2 separate regions of the Homo sapiens genome follow, and region 2 is linked to region 1. The links are chromatin contacts, found by Hi-C in ENCODE. All regions are on one chromosome and are shown on one strand. Each heading gives the region's core, a stretch centred on a gene start or an enhancer-like site at or near the end of the contact. The rest is flanking DNA. Distances are from core to core; before and after follow the strand shown.

Region 1 (4,104 bases), core at 899-3,398:
TTGATGAATATGTTGAGAATTACTATAAATCTGCTTAGATACCAGGTATTTCACTGTAATTTCATATACTAATTTTTTTGGGGGGAAAAGGGCTAAAGGAAAAAACGGTTAAAGGTAGTATCAGTGCAGCACTATTTTGCTTTGGCAACTCCGTTAGCCTGTTTGATCACTTAAGGCAGTTTCTTGAGGCTTCTGAATTCTCTGTCACCTTGCAAACAAGTCACTGTAGCTTTCTATTTGTAAGGCACTTTGTAATCAATCCTTAATTGGCCTCCCTACCCCACTGAGAGATTATACTCATTCTACAGATAAAACAATAGATAAGTGAGTTGCCCAAGGGCACAAAACAATTCAGTTTTTACTTAACTTTCTTATCACCATCTCCAAATAGAAGACATACAGGGCTTGTCCAGCCACAGCACCAACCCTACTACCCTGCAGACCAATCTTAACCCCCTGATGCAGCAGAGGAAGGGACTGCAGTTAGTTCTGTTACCTCCTCTATGCCTTCGAAGCCAACAATGATAATGTCTGCACCGTGTTAGAGACACTGGCACTCCTAACCAGAACATGAACTCAAAGTGGAATAAGAGCACATACAAAGTCACAATGACTCACAAGTTAAAATGTCACCATCCCTAGGGAGACTGCACCCTCAACATACAAATACTCCCCTAAAACTTCCTTTCATCCTCAACAAGCAGCCAAGGCATAGGTCCCCAGAGTTGGCCCCCGCAGTACAGCACTGCACAGTACTGTAAGGCATCTTAAGTGTACAAGCCCTTCTTCACCCCATGCTGAGACCGCCAGCATCTAAAGCACCTAACATAGGTTACAGCACACAAATATTTACTGAGCACGTCTTCCCAACTGGCAAATAAGGGAAACGGATACTCCTTTCGGAGAGTAGTGCATTTAAGAGATCAGTTAGGCCAACTCCTCATTTTACAGAAGGGCCAAAGAAGGGCAGAGAATCACCCAGTTACATATGGCCTCGTCTCCAATCCAAGTCTTTGGGCTCAGTTTAGTTCCACAAACATTTTATATGTGCCTACTATGTGCCAGATACGGTGGGTGGGAGGCGCTGGGGACACTGAGATGAGCAGGAGATGGTCTCAGCTTCAGGGAGCTCACAGCCTGGGGTAAAGAACAGTTACAAAACAGTCGGGCAAGTGCAAGGACAGGCGCTTGAGTGCTTAGCCAGTGTTTTCTCCACACTGTCCACTGGGTGTTCCCCATCTGGAAAAGAAGGACAGCAATATCTACTTCCTGCAAATAAACTTGTAGTGAAGACTGATGAGAAAATGAGTATGGAAAATGATCAGGCTCACCCAGAAATGCATTATATAAGGTATTGCCATACCCCGACACTGACTCCAAGGATTCAACAGTGTTTCAGGTATCCGTTCAACAAAGAAGCAAACAAGAGAGGGATGGGCATAAACCCAAGGAAAACCCCAAGGACTGCGAGGAACTGGAGGAAACAGCTGGGGTGGGGGTAGGGGTGTTGGGTCGAGTGAGACGGCCCTGACGCGGAGAATGGAGGGCCCGCAGCGGCGCAGAAGAGGATGGAACCGAGACGAAGAAGTTGGGACACCAATGAGGGACAGCAAGCAGAAAAGAATGGGGTTCCCTTGGGGCAGGACGGGGCTCGCGGCCGGGCCCTTCCGGCCGTGGCCGGGCAGGGGCTGAAAGCACCGGGCACGGGAGGAGGAAGCGGGCGGGCGCCGAGGCCGACTGTTTTGCCTGGGGACCGCTTGCACCCGCAGGGAGGCTCGGGCAGGCGCCCGGGTCCTCGGGCTGCAGCATCTCGCCCGCCGTGCCTCCCCGGAGCCGAACACCAGCCCGCGCCCGAGCCCGCAGCGCGGACTCCCGGGGGCGCCAACGACGCCGCCTCACCTCGGGTTGAAGTCCTGGAAGAGGCCCCTCAGGTTCATGGCGGAGAACTTCACCGCGGCGTCCTCCTCCTCCTCCCCCGCACCCCGTGCTGCACAGCCTGCGCCTTACAGCGGGTTCATGGCGCCAGCGCCAGCCGCGTCCACGCTGCTGCTCCCGCTACTGCTGCCGTCCCCGCTGCCGTCGCCGTCGCCGTCGCCGCCGCCGCCGCCGCCGCCGCCGCCGCCGCCGCCGCCGCCGCCCGGAGAAACCTGAGCCACCGCCCCCTGCCCCTCCTTCCGGGCTTCCGTACGAGGGCCGCGCATGCGTCCGGAGCCCCGCCCAGAGCGCTCCTCGCTGGGAGGTCCCCATCCTTGTGTCCGCACGCGACCGGCGGAGGAGATGGCAGGGGGATGGAGGCTGGGAGTGAGCAGGGCCCCGAGGAAGGGGATGCTGACGGGCTGAAGGCCTGCAGGGAGGGAGCGCGCCGCCCGGGAGTCTGGCGGGCAGATCTTGGCAGACACCTGTCACCTTGGCCCGCGCTACCTTCTGGAGATTTTCCCCAGTGACGACTGAGCCCTGGGAGTAGTGACAATGAGTGAGACGTTGCATTTTTGGCGATGTCATCCCAGGCTTCACCTGTCACATCTGTCAACGACTCCAAAGTTTGGGTCCCAACTTCCCTTCCAATTCCCAAGCCAGCGTGTCCAGATATGCTGGCTATTCCCTACTCAAGTTACCTAGCACCAAAGTCACTTCCCGTGCCAACCGCCTTCCCCTCCTGGGTTCCCTTTTTCCCTTAGCAGCAGGCCTATTCGTACGCAGGGGGGTATTCAAGCAGGAGACGTGGAAATCATCCTCATTTTTCTAACCCAGTTCAGAGCCTCCTTGGATCCTGTCTAAACTTTGTGGTCACTTCACACCTGACCTCTGCCTCCACTCCAGGCTGCCCTACTTACAAGTACCAGGTTCATCTTCCTTGGGCAAGTCAACATCTTTGAGTCTCAGTTTTTCTCCTCCGCAGAATGGAAATGATAAAAACCTCTTTTCTAAGCGTGTTAGGAAGATTCAGTGAGATCGTGTGCATAACACACTGCCTGGTACATGCTAGGTGTACAAAGAATGCTGTTGCTATCTGGTACTCTTTCAGGTGTCAACCTCCTCAAGGATTTTGTTTGCTTTTGGAATCCAAGAGCAGGACAAGCTCATAGCAGGTGACCTAGTTTACCATCTTCACTTTGGGCAGATTTAAGTTTTCATGAGCACAACAATGCCTTAAACATTAGTCTACTATCATTATGGATAATAGTCATCCTTTGTTGCAATAGCAGAGTTTCACAAATGACAATTTTATACTGTTTAGCCCCAAGGGCAGCTTGAGAGAATCACAATTGCGATAGTCATACTTAGTCTTGATGTATCACCTTTCTTCTGAGAACGTAAAAACATATCATAAGTGGTAATTAAGCTTCCCAACACCCACTGGGAAATGGATATTATTATATGAGCTGATTTTAAGGTTGAGTAATCCAAATCAAGTTTTCATCTGCTGAAGCACCAGGACCCTGTCCCAGACTTTTTCACCCATCTTCCTTTCCCATCCTCTGGGTAAAGTCCAATGTGTAGCCCAGAGGAGGTTCTCAATGAACACTCAAATACAGACGAGGAATTAAGGCGCAGAGAAGCTTGTATAACAGGCCCTGAGCGAGCCAGCAAGTAAGGGTGAAGGAGCACAGATGAAACTCAGGGTCTAGCTGAACCTGCAGCCCATACTGTTAGAAAGAGGTGCTTGCCAGTGGTCAGATTGGACAGCACCATCTTCATTACCAGTGACCGTGCCCCAAGCAGGCATGAGAAGATGGTCTGCCAGTTCAGACACTTGAATAACAGGCATCACTGCCCTTTCAAGAGCTTCATAGATAGAGACCAGGCAGGCTCCTCAGAGTCCAGAATCTTGAGGGCAGACGCTACTTTAATGAGATCCCAGGGAGTCTGGGAGCTGAACCACTGCTCTGCAGGCCCACAAGTTCAATTTTAGCAGTTCTTCCAGAGTTGACCAGGCCCTGGAAGCTATCTAGCAAAGGCAACAGGACACTGATGCACAAATTACTTGTCAGTGTGTTCTTTTGCTCTGACAAGGTAAATTGCCAAGAGGAACATATGAACCTGTCTGTGAGGAAATACAGGAAGAACTGGACTTTCCCAAGGCTTCACATCCCCAGTCTTCAA
Region 2 (4,104 bases), core at 641-3,140, 3.2 Mb after region 1:
CAAGGTGACGTTTGCTACCTATCGCTATATCTCTCCCTATCCCATATCTATTTCCTAACTGATTTGGAATTCTGTGGGAAGAGGTATCTGCTTGGAAGTCTTGAGAAAGAAGCACAAGGGCTTGTTTTGGGAGCCCAAAGTAACATGATGGGAGGGCAGGCCTCCTGATGCAGTTGCTACCTGGACTGCTCTGTGGTCACATGACTGTTTTAACAGGAAGACGCCATGGACCTCTGCAGATGACTGGGGCTCCATACCATGATAATTGTCTTAGCTACTTACCATTTTCTGGGTCATCACAGTTAAAAAGTCACCAAAGTTCATTTTTCCTGTCCCTTCCTTATCAATTTCACTTATCATTTTCTTAATTTCTTCTTTCTTGGGTTCAAAGCCCAGGGCCCTCATTGCCACCTATAAAGAAAACAGGATCGTCTCAATAAGCACATCTAAAGTAGCAGGAGCAAAAATAACAGTGTTGAGAGCATTAAGCCAGCATCTGATGTGGTCATGTTAATATGATTGGGGAACACTATGACATTGATCTAATTGATATTTGCAATCAATTTTATTGAATAATACTCAAAGTAAGTAAAGACAGGAAAACAGCACAGTACAACCTCCCCTGTTACTTACTGCAGGGAGAAGAGGGCAAAAGGGGTAGAGAGGTGATAGGGAGATGACAAGGAAGAGGCAGAGGAAAGGAAGGGCAGTACGGCAGGAATGCACAGAGCTTGCCTTCAGTTCTTTAACATCTATGGTGCCAGTTCCATCCGCATCGAAAAGATCAAAAGCTTCCCGGATCTCCTGCTTTTGCTCTTCAGTAAGCTCAGGCTTAGGGCTCATTCTTTTTCGCTGAGAACTTGATGCCATGTTTGCCTTCTTAAAGTTGGAGGCCTTTATATGTTATGCAATACACAAGCACAATAATATATCATACAGTCCATATTTACATAACATAGTTACAGACACCCATATGTATTTTTAAAGTCATTTATATAACCAATTCCAAAGCTTTGCTTAAAAAGAAAGATAACAGGGTTTACTGGCAAGAACAATGAATCTTTCCATGAACTTCTACCCCTCCCTTTTCTTTACTGTTGTTTCTAGAAGCAGGGAGATCACTTGTTCAGTAAGGACACCTCTTACTGAAAATCATCCCAAAAGAGAGCCAGTCAAGAAGATGACTGTGAATAACTAGAGATAATCAGCTCTTCCCGAACGTGGGGATCCTGGTTCTGAAAACAGTCTTACGATGCCCACTCCCAGTACTCCCCTTCCCAGTAAGTACTCCGACTTCCCAATTACTTCTAGATTTGGCCAAATATTAGTAAGTTGTTAAGATGTATATTGTGTCAGTACCGAGTAATAAAACTCAATCCATCTGGCACCTTCGTGCCTTCTCCAAGAAGCTAAAGCATCCCCTGAATGCCCCTGTATTTAAATTGTAAAAAACATTGTAACAGAACACGATACACCTTTTCCCAGCTGTGTGTGGAAATTTTGGCAGAATGAGGAGGCCAGGGGGCCAAGGTCTGAGAGAGTCAGGGGCCTGTGAGGGATTCGAGTCTTTTTTGCCCAGGGAGGTTCACCGAGGGGATCAGGGAATGCAAGGGGAGCCCGAGGGGCGGGTGTGGGCCTGTTGTGGGTGAAGAGGAGGCAGCAGCGAAGCGCAGGCCCAGTAGGTTGGTTAGCGTCTGTACCCTACTCTCCCGGGAAAGAGCTCAAAGGAAAGACTGGTGCGCTAAAGCCGAGAAAGGCGCAGGAGAGGCGGCGTGGCCGAGCTGGGGCCTGGGAAGGGCTCAGCCGCTGGGCGTGGGGCGCGACAGAGCGGCAGCACTCACCATAGCCAAAGGAGTCCGCTGCCGGTTGTTAGGCAACCGACGTGTACACTGACTCGGCGCCGTTCCCACCGCCCCGCGCGCGCAGCCCCGCTCCCCATTGGCCGTCCGCTCGTCGCCGCCTCTCCCTATTGGTGCAGGGCCGAAGAGGGTGGGACTAACCTGGCAAAGCCCCGGCCCAGCGCGGGGAGGGGCACGCTGGCGACAGAGCCCCGTCTTTATTGGGCAAGATCACGCCGTGAGCGCCAATTGGCTGAGTCGTCGCCGAGCTGGGCCAATCCTCTTGGTGGAGGAAGCTCGGCTGATTCTCGGCTCACGCGGGAGGGGAGTAAAGGGTGGCGGTCCGGGCCTGGAGTTCAGTGGGTGCAGCCTGCTTGCGAGCTGAGGCCAGACAGGGGGGCGCCTACGGACGGGTAAGAGTCGTGGCCTTGCCATTGGAGGTCACCCTGTGTCAGCGACTGGGCAGTGCGGGAGGGTGGGGAGCTACGGGGTCGCCCGGGTCGGGTGCTTTCTGGGTTGACCTAAGGCTGAGTTTAGGGACCGAGTGCATCAGAGCAGCCAGAAACGATTACCTTGCGTGTTGGAGCAGGGACTGTACTCACGGGGCAACTGAGACCCGGAGAGGGGAAGGGGTGTGCTGAGTGTTGTCGCAGAGGTCGGACGGCTGGGACCTAGGAACTGAATCCAGCCGAGGCTCGCTCTTTGAGGGTGGCCCTTCGAGAGCACCCCTAGACTGACCCAGATGTATAGGCCCCAGACCAGGTTCCAAGAGAGGATCACTTTAGATCTTACCTGGCTAAAAGCAGCCCAGGACGGTGAACTGGGGCCTTTGGGAACGGACTTTGAAAGGAGTGAGGGGGATGTGAGCGAGCATGAGGGGCGGGGAGAGGTCATCAAAATATACTCTTTTTGACACCCACACAATGCAGATAAGGAGGAGCATTCCAGGCCGAGACGCCCTCATCAGCAGAGTCACAGGAGTTTTGGAAGTGAGAGGTATGCTTGGAGAATTAAAAGGGAGCGTGTGCAAGGGCTGTGGACTGACATAGACCTGCAGAAGTGGAGCTGGAGGTCCAGTTTGCCCTCTTTAGCTATCCCCGTGGCTTTTAGCCTTCACCTGTTTTTCCTCCAGGCATAGGGGCAGTAATCTAGGGAGACAGAGGGCAGAGAGTAAGTTTCTCAGACAGAGAAAGGCCCGAGGCTTATTAGAACCTTTTAAATGGAGCTGCTGCCCTTTGCCCTCTTCTCTCTTCAGCAGTGAACAGATTCCTGACTTTTGGGTCATCATCATCCCCCCAAGTAGTACGAGCCAGAGTTCTCACTGTGATCTCCAAAGCTTGGCACGACGTGTCCCCTTCCATCGCTCCACAACTCTTCTCTCGTCTGGCTCACTCCAGCCCCAGAACACTGGCTTTGTGGTTGAACCTCATGTGCCAGCCACACTCCTGCCTCTCATCTTTGTCTCAGTTGTCCTCTCCGCCTGCCTCCTCTTAGGCACCCTATTTAAGTATTGCAGCCCCCAGTACAAACAAGCCACTCACCTTGCTCTACTTTTTTTTCCAACAGTTCTTATCCCCTTCTGACCTACTGTATATTTTGCTTGTTTGTTTTGCTCTTTGTTGTCCCTCCACTAGAAGGCAGGCTGTCTGAGGGCAGGCATCTTTGTTGTATTCACTACTGGTACTCCAGGACCTAGAACAGAGAGGGGCACATATTAGACAACTGATGAGTAGCTCCCCTGTTTCCCAGCTCTCACCTAGCTAGTCCTCCCTGCTCTACCAGGTTAATCTTCGTAGTGAACGGCCCTGGTCAGGGCATCTCCCTGCTCTTAAACCTTCAGAGCCTGAACCGTAAAGGGCTCCTTAGCCTGGCCTGTGATCCCTCTGCCCAGTTTTGCCCCTGGTAACCCTTCTAGCTTAATGTCCCTCCATACCTTGCTTCCCAGTCCGTCAACCTGCAGATCGGAAGCCTGACAGAGTACAAGGGAAAAACACAAGTTCTGCGCAGGCTGTGTGCAGGCTGTGTGACCTTGGGCAAGTCGCTTAACCTCTCTGAGCCTGTTTCTCATTTGTTGAGTGAGACCAGTACTGTCTACCTGATGGGATACTTTTGCATCTCAATGGGATGAACTACTTATATGTAAAGTGGCCTGATGTTGAGCAGGTCTTCAGGCAGTATTACAGTTGACCCCTGAACAACATGGGTTTGAACCTTGTGAGTCCATTTACAGGCAGATTTTTTTCTCATCTCTCCCACCGCTGAGCAG

Evidence for each region. Hi-C counts contacts between places; a loop is a spot of excess contacts on that map. Pooled maps may share reads with other maps.
Region 2: a loop to region 1 is called in a pooled map, with 24 times the contacts of the local background. The contact joins the promoter of CETN2 here to the promoter of TMEM185A in region 1. A Hi-C loop is called at or near these places in 4 of 50 pooled maps.

The regions. Positions count from the first base shown.
Region 1 is chrX:149,629,644-149,633,747 of GRCh38, forward strand. It overlaps TMEM185A (transmembrane protein 185A), which reads right to left and starts at 2,149. Exons shown (of 7, transcript NM_032508.4): 1 at 1,900-2,149. The coding sequence starts at 1,937. RefSeq lists silencers at 1,642-1,691, 1,702-2,111.
Region 2 is chrX:152,828,867-152,832,970 of GRCh38, forward strand. CETN2 (centrin 2) reads right to left here and starts at 1,891. Exons shown (of 5, transcript NM_004344.3): 1 at 1,842-1,891; 2 at 736-894; 3 at 283-411. The coding sequence starts at 1,844. NSDHL (NAD(P) dependent 3-beta-hydroxysteroid dehydrogenase NSDHL) reads left to right here and starts at 2,197. Exons shown (of 8, transcript NM_015922.3): 1 at 2,197-2,251. RefSeq lists a silencer at 1,791-2,130.